4 separate regions of the Homo sapiens genome follow, and regions 2, 3 and 4 are each linked to region 1. A link is a contact called in ENCODE Hi-C or POLR2A ChIA-PET data. All regions are on one chromosome and are shown on one strand. Each heading gives the region's core, a stretch centred on a gene start or an enhancer-like site at or near the end of the contact. The rest is flanking DNA. Distances are from core to core; before and after follow the strand shown.

Evidence for each region. Hi-C counts contacts between places; a loop is a spot of excess contacts on that map. ChIA-PET counts read pairs that join two places held with the same protein, here RNA polymerase II (POLR2A). Pooled maps may share reads with other maps.
Region 2: a loop to region 1 is called in a pooled map, with 11 times the contacts of the local background. The contact joins the promoter of ZNF354C here to the promoter of HNRNPAB in region 1. A Hi-C loop is called at or near these places in 5 of 50 pooled maps.
Region 3: a map of CD4-positive, alpha-beta T cell shows a loop between it and region 1 (4-fold over the local background). The contact joins the promoter of FAM193B here to the promoter of HNRNPAB in region 1. A Hi-C loop is called at or near these places in 1 of 168 maps with a recorded cell type or tissue (CD4-positive, alpha-beta T cell) and 9 of 50 pooled maps. POLR2A ChIA-PET finds 5 or more read pairs at or near these places in 2 of 52 experiments (MCF 10A and activated B cell).
Region 4: a loop to region 1 is called in a pooled map, with 23 times the contacts of the local background. The contact joins the promoter of ZNF354A here to the promoter of HNRNPAB in region 1. A Hi-C loop is called at or near these places in 11 of 50 pooled maps. POLR2A ChIA-PET finds 5 or more read pairs at or near these places in 2 of 52 experiments (MCF 10A and WTC11).

The regions. Positions count from the first base shown.
Region 1 is chr5:178,202,851-178,205,946 of GRCh38, reverse strand. It overlaps HNRNPAB (heterogeneous nuclear ribonucleoprotein A/B), which reads right to left and starts at 1,414. Exons shown (of 8, transcript NM_031266.3): 1 at 1,207-1,414; 2 at 901-1,132; 3 at 1-105. The coding sequence starts at 1,109. RefSeq lists silencers at 441-850, 881-990, 1,011-1,230, 1,531-1,600.
Region 2 is chr5:179,058,811-179,061,906 of GRCh38, reverse strand. ZNF354C (zinc finger protein 354C) reads right to left here and starts at 1,534. Exons shown (of 5, transcript NM_014594.3): 1 at 1,241-1,534. RefSeq lists an enhancer at 680-1,215.
Region 3 is chr5:177,553,313-177,556,408 of GRCh38, reverse strand. FAM193B (family with sequence similarity 193 member B) reads left to right here and starts at 1,846. Exons shown (of 9, transcript NM_001190946.3): 1 at 1,846-2,160. The coding sequence starts at 1,951. It overlaps FAM193B-DT (FAM193B divergent transcript), which reads right to left and starts at 1,781. Exons shown (of 3, transcript XR_941274.3): 1 at 1,480-1,781. RefSeq lists enhancers at 1,588-1,737, 1,758-1,917, 1,644-2,147 and silencers at 2,028-2,237, 2,568-2,677.
Region 4 is chr5:178,729,016-178,732,111 of GRCh38, reverse strand. It overlaps ZNF354A (zinc finger protein 354A), which reads left to right and starts at 1,453. Exons shown (of 5, transcript NM_005649.3): 1 at 1,453-1,556; 2 at 3,039-3,096. The coding sequence starts at 3,090. RefSeq lists silencers at 1,274-1,613, 1,684-1,913.

The sequences.
Region 1 (3,096 bases), core at 165-2,664:
GGATCCATTTTTATTGTACAGTCAACGACCTCTCCAAATTTAGTAAAATAGTCTTTTAAATCTTTTTTGCTAGTATCCCAGCTCAGGCCACCAACGAACATTTTTCTGAAATGGTAGGGTGAGACACACGGCAACAAGTCTTGTAAGCAAGCTGTGATTTTGGAAAGGACTGGCCCTGGCAAAGTTCTCACGAAGTCTACAGCTACCCTTAGAGTCTGCAAGGAGCACCTTAGAAAGATGTTAAATCTCCACTACCCTCCAAATTGAACTCAACCAGGACCCTAACGAGGCTTAACAAGGCTCTGCAGCCCCAGCCTGTGAGAAGCAAAGAAGGGACCACCTCACCAGGGGTATGGGACCTAACCACTCATAACTGGAAATTCATGTGTTCTACAACCATGTAGCAAAGGGCCAGCGTCTCCACCAACTCCTGAGAACTCGTTTCAAGGAACTCGATGTTTCCGGGGACCAAGCCCGCCCAGGGTTCAGACCGTGACTCCGCCCCCGGGAGAGGCGGAGGAGGGAGGTCCGGGCCCCGGCTCGCGCCAACTCCGCCCACGCAGCCGCCGGCGCGGCCCAAGACGCCGCCGGGCCCCGGGTCCGAGCGCTTTCCCTCTTCCGGGCCATCCGCCCGCCCCTGCGCCGGCTCCGGCCCTGGCCCTGGCCCTGGCAGCGCGCGAGCGGCCCCGGGGCGGCGCCAAAGTCGACCCAACAAACTCCCGCAAACTCCAGCGCGAGTGGCAGCGCCAGGCCCGGCCCGCGAACGCAGCGGCGACAGTCCGCGGGCCGCACCAGCCCCGACCCGGGCCAGGCCGCCGCCCCTCCCCCCGCCGCGTGGCGCCAACAAAAGGCGGCCCCGGAACAAAGGCGGCGCCCCCGTCCGCCCGCGGCCGCACCTACCCCGCGTCCTCCTCGTTCTTGCTGGCGTTGATCTGGTCGCCCTCGGCGCCGTTCTGATTCCCGCTCGGGGGCGCCGCGGTCGCGCCTCCAGCCCCCGCCGCGGCGCCCGTGCCAGCCCCGGCCGGCGACTCGCCTTCGGGGACGGCCTCATGTCCGTTCTCGGTGGCGCCCGTCGTCTCCATGGGCTGCTCCTCGCCCGCTTCCGACATGCTAGGCCGAGGCGCGGCGGCTCCTGCAACCAGCGGCGACAGCGCGTCAGGCCGGCGCGGCTCCCGCCAGAGCTCCCGCCCGCCGGCCGCCGCTCACCTCGCCGCCGATGACGCCGCGGGGCCCGCTCGTCCCCACCCGCAGGGGAAGGCGCCGCAGGCTCGGCCGCACTCAAGCTCGCGCTGCTGAGGCCTCGCCCCAGTCAGCCCACGGAGCTGCTCCAACTGTGTCTCCTCCTCCTTGGCCGCCGCCGCACGGGAACCCACCGACCAACAGCCAAGCTCCGTCCCGCGCGGTGCCGCCGCCTGACAATGCCGACTCGTGGCGCCCTTTATAATGCCGGAGCCGGGTGCCACATCGCAACAAACTGCACACTCATTGGCTGCTCAAGTCCGTCACTCAACCTAGCTTCAGCGTCCCATTGGCCGCCACGGCGCGCGCGCTCTAGACCTGGGCGGGCTTTGTCCTCATTTTAGAACGCGCGCGAGTCCGGCCGCTACGGAGGGCTCCCGAAGCCGGGCGGGACGGCGCCGGGTCCAGGGCGGCGGGCAGCTACAGCACATCGGTGGGAGGGCCTAATCGGATTGTAAGCTCGTCGAGGCCGCTGGTCTCTTGCTCTCGAGGACTCCATCCCAGCATTGGCAGCCTCCGCCTCCCCATGTCCCAAAAGAGGAAACTGGGCTGGAGAAAGTTTCGCAGCCCAAGGACGCGTGGCTGGAAGTGGCAGAACCCGGGCTTCCGAGGTTGGGCGAGTGGGGTCCTCCAAGGCCCTCAGCACGGGTCGGAGGGATTGGGACTGAACCCGCCATCCCCCTGGACCTTGGTGCCCTCCAAGCCCCGCGCTCGCGCCCTGTCCGTCGCCTCCCCCAGAGATGCTCTGCAGGGACGATGAGACCTTGGTGTTCCCCGGTTCTCTGTCCCCTGGCACCACCTGAACGATTGACATCGCATTTGTACTTTTGTTTACTTAAATTTTTTCCTGTAAATCATTTGTCTTTCTTTTTCTTCCTTTTTATTATTTTTTTTTTTTTGATGGAGTCTTGCTCTTGTCGCCCAGACTGGAGTGCAATGGCGCGATCTCGGCTCACCGCAACCTCCGCCTCCCGGGTTCAAGCGATTCTCCTGTCTCAGCCTCCCGAGTAGCTGGGATTACAGGCATGCGCCACCACGCCCGGCTAATTTTTTTGTTTTTTTAGTAGAGACGGGGTTTCACCATGTTGGCCAGGATGGTCTCGATCTCCTGACCTCGTGATCCGCCCGCCTGGGCCTCCCAAAGTACTGGGATTACAGGCGTGAGCCACCGCGCCCGGCCTTTTTTTTTTTTTTTTTTTTTTTAAACAAATACGGAGGCCGGGCGCGGTGGCTCCCGCCTGTACTCCCAGCACTTTGGGAGGTCCAGGCGGGCGGATCACGAGGTCAGGAGATCGAGACCATCCTGGCGAACATGGTGAAACCCCGTCTCTACTAAAAATACAAAAAAATTAGCCGGGCGTGGTGGTGGGCGCCTGTAGTCCCAGTTACCGGGAGGCTGAGGCAGGAGAATGGCGTGAACCCGGGAGGCGGAGCTTGCAGTGAGCCGAGATCTCGCCACTGCACTCCAGCCTGGGCGACAGAGCGAGACATCGTCTCAAAAACAAAACAAAACAAATACACCACTCGTGAACTCACGAGGTAAAGGACAGGGTGGGGGCGTTGTTCTCTTCCTAATACACAAAACTCCTTTATATTATCTCCTTGACCACAAAATTTTAAAGGCCTCGGTAATCCCGTTATTCCTTTTAATCATATGGGTGGTGGGCCCCAAGGCAAGCAGGATTACAACCTCTGGAGCCTGCAGGTTACCAAATAGCAACCCAGAACACAAGGAACTAGCGTTTCCAGTGGATTCCTGCAGCCAGGACCAGTGTGGTGGGCTGGGCATTCCATTTTCTCTTCTGTATCTTAACAACCAAAGTAAGGTGGTATGGTCACCAATTTTATTTATTTTAT
Region 2 (3,096 bases), core at 285-2,784, 860 kb before region 1:
CGTAATGATGTAAAGCAAGAAGAGTGTTTACTAGTTTACTAGGGCAATGTGCCAACCCTACTTCTATTTCTGCACTTGGACTCTTTAACTTCCACCTTCGGGCCTCTCAGCTACCTCTAGGCAAACCGTGACTCCCCCATGGATGTCTGGAGTCCTTCGCTAGCTTTGAACTGCACACCTAAAAGTCGCAATGAATATCCAGTCTCCTGGGGCGCCACTTCCCAGCCTAGCTAGCTGATCCTCATCCTGCCTGCCCTGCCTCACCCTTTCCTCCCTATGGTAGCCACGATAAAGAGGCTTCCCCGCATCCCTACCCTGGTGACAGACCCCACTGCTCGCCCTGAGTGGTCCTTCCGTGGAGTGCTGTGTTCTCCCCAAGAAACTGTGAGCATAATCCAACCACTCAGCTTTCCCAGCCTCTTTACTAGATCTTCGTCGGGCCTTACCACACTTTACCCAAGGTAACAGGATTAAGGCACTGTCCCCACCCAAAGCCAGAGCTTTGCTGTCCCTCCTAATACTCCACAGGTGCCGCCTCTAATGGCACCCACAACCAGAAACAGCCGTCGCTGCCCAAACACCAACCCCAGGTGGGAGAGGTGGAAACCGTGCCCGCCCCACAGAAAGCAAGGGAAGAGGCTGCCTGGGGCAGCCGGGCAAGTGTGAGGGCCTCCAGGCCCGCGATCTGCAGCGGCGACTCAGGGTGCCCCCTAGCATGGAGCCAACCTGGGGCTCTGCCAGGCCAGTTCCAGCGGGTGCCTCGACCAGCCCAGGGGAAGCTGCCACACAAGGCCTCGGTTACGCGACGAAGCGCACCTCCTCCCAGGAAGCGGTGAGTGTTTTCCACGCAGTATTTTCAATCTTCACATTTACAGATGTTACGGAGACTGAAAACCAGGAGGTCGTGACCTGCCCAAAGTCATAAGGGCCGGGAAGGCAATCCTGATCCTAGCCCCAGGCCCCAGTTACATCTGGGGCAATGACCTCGCCACTCTGCCTCGGTCTCCTCCTGACAGAGCGGGAACAGCGTACCGCCACCCTATCTGTTAGCAGGGATGCGCGGAGTTCGTTCGGGCGATGCGCTAGTCTGGTGCCTGGCACCCGAGCGCTCTCGGCGGGCATCAGCTATTGCTTTTATTATTTCCGTTACTCAGAAGAAAATGCACAGAAGAAAATCGCAGAATGAACAACGACAAAAGGCTGGCATCCCCACCCCAGCGGCCCGGCGCACCCAGCTCACCTGGCGAGGCGCTCCCTCCCGCGGGTCTCCGGCAGTCCAGGCCGCTCGCGGACGGCGCCCCGGGACCCAGTGGCCAAGGGGCCCGAGCCGCGTAGGGCTGGTCCCAGAAGCCCAGACGAGGCTGCACGCCGCCCACTCGCTGGAGAGGCCCGGATCCACCCCGGCCCGGAAGAGACCACTGCGAGCGCCTCAACCCCAGGCCGGCAATCCTAGCCAAGCCTGGATGGCCCAAGCCAGGAGAACCCCCGAAAGGCCGCGAGCTGTCCCCGAAACCCCGCCAACCGCGGGAGAACTACCACTCCCGGCATGCCTCCGGCCCCACGCCGACTACACTTCCCAGGGGACGCCGCGGTGCGCGCTGCGAACTCCGGGAGAGGAACCGCCTCCGCCAACGAGAGCTCTCAAAGGCGACAGTGCGCGGAGGGGCTGCAGTGCGAGGGAGTACGCACGCCGCACACGAGGCAGGAGGTCTCCAGCTGCTGGCCGTGCTGCCTACAGCCCGCGCACTTGTTAAGCAAGCGGAGTAGTTTGAAAAAACAAAACCGGAAATTAGATTCATTTAGGAGGATCAGTGTGCTGTAGCTCCCACCGCTGGTTGTGATTACTTTTCTGTTGATACAAAATAATTTACATAATGTATAGGGTCCATGTGAGTGCTTGTTACGTGCATAGACTGTAATGATCATCAAGTCACAGTATTTGGGGTATCCATCACCTTAAGCATTTATCATTTTTATGCGTTGGTATCATTTCAAGCCCTCTCTTCGATTTACTTTGAAATATACACAATATTATTGCCAAGTATAGTCACCCTAGTCTGCTATTAAATATTAGAAATTATTTCTTCCATCTAACTGTATGTTTGTACCCATAACCAACCTCTCTTCATTCCCCTTCCTTTCTGGCCTTCCTGGCCTTTGGTATCTATCCTCCTGTTGTCTATGTCCATGAGATCAAGTGTTTTAACTCCCGAATATAAGTGAGAACATGCAGTACTTGTCTTTCTGTGCCTGGCTTATTTCACTTAACATAATGACCTTCGGCTCCATCCATGTTGCTGTGAATACATTATTTCATTCATTTTTATGGCAGAATAGTATTCCATTGTGTCTATGTATGACATTTTCTTTACCCATTCATCTATTGCTGGTAGGTTGAGTCTATATCTTGGCTACTGCAAATAGTGCAGTGACAAACGTGAGTGCAGGTATCCTTTTCATATACTGATTTCTCTCCCTTTACCAGTAGTAGGGTTGCTGGATTGTATGGTAGTTCCATTTTTAGTTTTTTGAGAAACCTCCACACTGTTTTCCATAGTGGCTGTACTAATTTACATTCCCACCAATAGTGTATAAGAGTTCCCTTTTCCCCAAATCCTCACTGGCATCTGTCATTTTTTTGTCTTTATAATAATAATCATTCTAACTGGAGTGAGCTTATATCTAATTAGAAAGTGTTAGTAACCAAAAGAGCATGATATTTGTATAAAAATAGACACACACACCCCCCCATGGAACAGAATAAGAGAACCCAGAAATCAGTGCACCCATTTACAGCCAACTGATTTTCAACAAAGGTGCCAAGAACACACAATGAGGAAAGGACTACGTCTTTAATAAATGGTTCTGGGGAAAACTGGATAATAATATGCAGAAGAATGAACTTGGACCCCTTCTCTCTCAACATATATAAAAGTCAACTCCAGATAGATTAAAGATTTAAAGACTCCAAACTATAAAACTGATAGAAGGAAACATCGGGACAACTCTTCAGGACATTGATCTAGGCAAAGATTTTTCTTTTTCTTGCCTGTGCTTTTGAGGTCTGTGGCTAAGACCTCAAAAGCACAGGCAACA
Region 3 (3,096 bases), core at 597-3,096, 650 kb after region 1:
TATTTGTGAGATTTATTATCCATCCTCTGGCACACACATCATGCCTTACCAAATCATCCAGGATATCTGCTATTCCCTTTTCTTAAGGTCCATCAAGATGATGTCATCAGTGCCTCAGCAGATTAGCCTGATATCCATTAGAATGGAGATTTAGTAAAAAAAATCCCTGTAAACTGGCAGGGTGCAGTGGCTCCGCCTGTAATCCTAGCACTTTGGGAGGCCGAGGCAGGTGCATCACCTGAGGTCAAGAATTCGAGACCAGCCTGGGCAATACGGGGAAACCCCGTCTCTACTAAAAATACAAAAAAATTAGGGGGCGTGGTAGCATGTGCCTCTAATCCCAGCTAATCTGGAGGCTGAGGCACGAGAATCCCTTGAACCCAGGAGGCGGAGGTTGCAGTGAGCTGAAATTGCGCCACTGCACTCCAGCCTGGGAGATAGAGTGAGACTCTGTCATTAAAAAAAAAAAAAAAAAAAATCCCTGTAAACTAAGTGGCTGGGTCCAGAGTGTGACATACCCTGAAGCAAGACAGTGAGGGTTTACCGCTGCCCCTGCCAGATCAATGCAAGGGATTCCTGGTGTTTGGTACAGAAGAATAACCATTGACCAGACCTCTTGTTGCCTATTAGAGACCAACAACTGTGCTGATCTGTCCCAAGAAGGACCGCATCTGGAAGAATGCCTGCAGTTGGGGTTCTTACCAGAATAAGTAAGTTTATCATAATGCTCTGTTGTTCTTCAAGGCCGTCTCTCTTCTGTTCTGGGCAAACTGAAGAGGTAATGGTGATGTGATGGGACTCACCCTGCGTCTTTCAAATCTTTGATAGTGGCATTAATCCCTGGGTGAGATAAGGTACTATTTTTGATTTATTTTCTTGGTAGTTAAGGAGAGCTCCAGGGCCTTCCATGTAGCTCTTCCTTTCAAAATAGCCCTTGCCCCATGGGTTAGGAAGCCAGTGTCAGGATTCCGCCCCTGTTGATACCAATAGCAACTCTGCATATAACCACAATTTCAGAGTACATAGCCCAGGCATGAGACAGACTTCACTCAAAACTTTTTTTTTTTAATCTGTGCCATGTACATGTATTATACAGTATATTCACAAAAAGAGGGGGGAAATTCCATTTTTAACAATTAAATACATAATTATTAAGTTTTAAAAATTCTCCTTTGTGTACCACTCCAAAATCCTCTCCTGCACATACTATTTTTTTGGAAACACCTAGTCGTCTCATCGTTATCACACCGGTTGTAACTATGTACCTACGTGTCTACCTTCCCCATCAGACTCGGGAACAAGGAGTCGGGTTTGAGTCCCACTGTCCCAAGCACAGAACGCTGGACTCCCAGTAGACCATATGTTGCAAATAAAGACCTTCGTCCCTTTCAACTCAGGCCGTCCACGAGCCCAGGAGTTCCAACAAAATGATGTACAGCAACCTTTTCCAGGCCTTTATGTTGCCTCAATATTTCTCACCTGCAAAATGGGAATGATCCGTACCTGCCTCGCTGTGCTGTCGGAAGGAGTCAGACGATGGGTGTGAAAGTATTGTAACACTATAGAAATTAATTCACTCATCCATTTAACAGGCAATTATTAAGTGCTAGGGTGGTGCAGCGCGATTACCACCGCATTACACGCGTTCCTCCAGCAGGTTGCATCCTTCCCGTCCCGCGTAGGGGGGGAAGGGCGTCTCCCCACCAAGTTTTTCTCCCAGCGAACTCCGGGTGGTGACCTTATTCAAAATGGCGCAGGCGGCCTCGGGGGCTAGTGCGGCGGCGCGGACTCCGCGTGCCCTCTGACCTGTTGGCAGCAGGCGGAGGGGGGGAACCGGGCGCCGCCATATTGGCTGTTGTCCTGTGAGGGGAGCGGTAGCGGCGGCGGCGGCGGCGGCGGCGGCGGCGGCGGCGGCGGCGTGTGGAGCGAGGGAGCGGCGCGAGCGGCGGCATGACGCGGAGGCGGAGCAGGCCGAGCGGCGGTGCGGGCAGGCGCGAGCGGGCTCGGGCCGCGGGGCCGCAGAAGCCCCAGGCGCCCGAGCCCCCGCCGCCGCCAAGCCTGGAGGCGGGAGCGGGTGCAGGCCCTCCGGAGGCGCCGGCGGAGCCCGACCACGACGGCCCCAGGGAGGATGACGAACCCAACCTGGTGCCCGGCCCGCAGGTAGGAGCGAGCGGGGAGACTTCGGCGGCTCGGGCGCTTTCACCTTCCCCGAGCGGGAGCGGGAGTGGGGCGGGGTTGGGGATGGGCCATCCTGCCGCGGCTGGGGTAGCAGCCTTCCCCCGGGTCCGGCGCCGAAGCTTTCTCCCCCGGGGCGGGAATGGAGGCTGGACCCCTCTCCCCAAAGCCGAGGCTCGGTCCGCGCTCCTGCGACTAGGCTGAAGCTGCTCCCCTCTCCCCGCCGCCTCCGGGCGTTCCGGCCGTACACCCACACTGGGACTGGGACTGGGACTGGGCTGTGATCCCGAGGCCGCAGCTCCGCTCTCGGCCCGCCACCTCCCCCGGGCCCACCTGCTCCCTCAGCCACAGGCCATCTCGGGGCTCTGGGACTGGACGACTGCAGCCTCTTCCCTCTGCCCCCGGGAACGGCTCCACTCCGTCCCCTGCAGCGCCTGCAGCCGCGGCCCCCTCAGCAGCTGTGTCTCCTGGCGCCTCCTCGCCATACCCAGCAGAGCAGTTGGAGCAGACAGCCAGGCTGCCCGGAGGAGTTTTTGGTGGGGTTTCTGCACTGAGGTGGAAACCCAGCAGAACCTGCCCTTCTTCCCTCCCCTGCTCCGCAAGGCAGCCCACCCCGACCTTGAGATCCCAGGTTTGGAGAATCCTGCTGAGAGCGAACAGTAGGAGGATTCCCCAAAGCTTCCAGCTTGCCACCTGGAAGAAGGTCACTTTCTTTTGAGCAAAGGAGATAACGGGAGGTACCCTGCCAAAGTTCACTGAGAGGCGGGGGTGACATGGGCCACGGTTGCTCTGGGAGGGTTGTGGCACTCGGGGCTGGGTGGCTCTCCCTAAGCTTGCTCTGACAAAAGAGTTTTGAGTTGGTCTTTTGGCTGAGCCTGCCCAGGAAGGCAGGCTCCTGCAGGAGTCTTGGAGGGTCGGATG
Region 4 (3,096 bases), core at 204-2,703, 530 kb before region 1:
ATCAAGCCACCAAACCAACTGCGGTCAGTTCCTTCTGCCTACCTCTAGATCGCTTTTTAAACAAATAATAAATGTCATGATGCAAGCCACTGTTAGCAAAGGTTTCTGTATGTTGGTGCTGGAAGTATTGCTAATGATACAGCCAATTTTGCAAGCCTGGAAATTGTTTTCTCTCTTAAAAGCATTCATGTCATACATGCATATGGTAAAGCAAAATGTTGAAAAGTATATCAAGGTGTTAAATAGCAAGTGCAAGTATTATTCCAGCTCCCAGTACCCTCCTCAGAGGCAACTACTTTTTTTTTTTTTTTTTGAGATGGAGTCTCGCTCTGTCGCCCAGGCTGGAGTGCAGTGGCGCAATCTTGGCTTACTGTAACTTCCGTCTCCCGGTTCAAGCAATTCTCTGCCTCAGCCTCCTGAGTTGCTGGGACTACAGGCGCCCGCTACCACGCCCAGCTAATTTTTGTATTTTTAGTAGAGACGGGGTTTCACCATCTCGGCCAGGCTGGTCTTGAACTAACGTCGTGATCAACCCGCCTCGGCCTCCCAAAGTGCTGGGATTACAGACATGAGCCACCGCCCCCAGCCAATTAAACGTTTTTTTTAAAAAAATAAATGCAATGGAATGCAATGAAGCTATCAAAAATGCCACTGAGGGAGAATATTTATTGACAAATTCAAATGTTCAAGGCATATTCTTAAGTAGGGAAGCGCCAAACTTTCTAAATGGAGCCGGTGTTCTTTTTGTAACTGAGAAGATTTAGTTTAAAAAAAATATATATATATATACACACACACACACACACATATACATACATACATCCGTTGGCTTCACAGTAGCTGGCACCTCCCTCCCCTTTGCTTCAGGCACTTCCTGGGAGTCCTCGTCCATTCTCACCTCAGCGACGAAACCCCTCCACATACCCTGTTTCTCCTCACATTTATCCCCGAAAATGTTATATAATTATGTGTATGGCTTATTGTCTGCTCCCTACCCCCCAAAAAAATGTTCTCCAGGGCAGTGACGTTTCTTTCATTGATTGATACATGTGAAACCACTTGCAACCGTGCTTGGCACACAGCAGGTGCTCAGTGCCCCTCTGGTGAATAACTGAGGGGCACTAGGTCTGTTCTGGGCCGTTTTCCTGCCGCCCACGCCCTCCCTCCCGAAATTCCCACAGACACAGAGTTGCAAGTTACTGCCCTCAGCGAACCTCCCCTTATCTTCCCTATAACCAGGAACCTGGGGCCCTCCAGCTCACAGGGGCCCTCTTGTGGCATGTGGGCGCGTAACAGCTCAGCCGGGACCCCGCCTCAAACGCATGGAACTACACTTCCCCGAATGCAGGTGTCCTCTCGTGGACTCCATTTCCCAGCGGCCTCAGCGGCTGCCCCGCCCCTCCTGGTCCCCGGCGCGCCGCGGGGTGAGCGGCGCCGGGCCTGAGGTCGCCCAGACGCCGTCGGGGCGGAGCCGGGTCGCGAGGCTGCATCCCGGCCGGCGGTTCCGGAGCCTCGCGGCTGGGGAGGCGCGGCCCGGGACGCTCGAGCTTAGGGAGGTGAGCGTCGGCGGCAGGCCAAGCCGGTAGGAGGCGGCGCCCGGCACGGGGACTGCCTGCGGCTGCCGAGGCTCCGAAAGCCTTTGTGGGCGCTGGCGGGCACCCCCGCGTCTGTCACCGGCCCCCGCGCCGGGATCTGGACTCTCGCCCCCCCGCGGGGCGCTCCCTCGCCGTTGCTGGTGCACCCGCGTCCGGCTCGCCGTGGACGCCGGGCCTGGCGTTTCCTCCCGGGCCCGTCCTGCCCACTCCATGTGGGCCTCGCGGACTCGGGGCACCGGGACCCCGAGGGCAGGGCGGACGCAGCCGGGCCCCGGTTTCCGAGTCCGTCCCCAGGACGGCCACCCCTCCCGCCTCGGGACACCCAGCGCTTTCCTCTTCAGAGCTGGTGTTTGGCCGGGCGCGGTGGCTCACGCCTGTAATCCCAGCACTTTGGGAGGCCGAAGCGGGTGGATCACGAGGTCAGGAGATCGAGACCATCCTGACTAACACGGTGAAACCCCGTCTCTACTAAAAATACAAAAAAAATTAGCCGGGCGTAGTGGCGGGCGCCTGTAGTCCCAGCTACTTGTGAGGCCGAGGCAGGAGAATGGCGTGAACCCAGGAGGCGGAGCTTGCAGTGAGCCGAGATCAAGCCCTGCACTCCAGCCTGAGCGACAGAGCGAGACTCCGTCTCAAAAAAGAAACATCGTGTTAGAAATGGGATACATGGGGTCGGGCGTGGTGGCTCACGCCTGTAATCCTAGATTTTTGGGATGCCAAGGCGGGCAGATCACCTGAGATCAGGAGTTCGAGACCAGCCTGGGCAACACGGTGAAACCTCGTCTCTACTAAAAATACAAAAATGAGCCGGGCGCCTGTAGTCCCAGCTACTCGGGAGGCTGAGGCAGGAGAATGGCTTGAACCCGGGAGGCAGAGCTTGCAGTGAGCCGAGATCCTGCCACTGCGCTACTGCACTCCAGTCTGGCCAACAGAGCGAGACTCCGCCTCAAAAAAAAAAAAGCCGTTTTCCGTGGAGTCGGGAGATGATTCGTTGGCGGGAGAGAGAGGAACCGGCTGGGAAAGGCTTGAGGCGGAGGGAAGTCGTCCCGGGGCCGTCGTGGTGGGAGTCCCGGCCCGCCTCGCAGCGGCGTGAACGGGGCAGGTGCCCCGGCGCTGCCTCAGTTTCCTGAGCGGTGCAGTGGGTGCTGGCAGTGCCAGCTGGCGCCGAGGAACTCAGCGGCGTGGGGCGAGCCCTGGCCCTGGTGGGCTCAGCGGGTCGCTGCTGCCACTGCGGCTCCAGCGTCCCCTCCGTAAGCCCCAAGCCTGTGGGGCCTGGGCCTGGCCGGGCGGCCCAGCGCTGCTCTGGTCCGCGGGCTCCTGGCTCCTCCCGAATCCCTGTGAGGGCGCGCGGGGTCCTTCTCAGCGGGAGTCGGGGTTTTAGAGCTGCGGATTCCAGGGCTGGAAAGCAGAAGGGGTTCTTCCTGGCTCCCTTTTTCTTCTCAGATCTGCCTTCTGGAGACTGCGCCGTCCTCCCGGGAGAGCCAGAAAGAGGACATGGCTG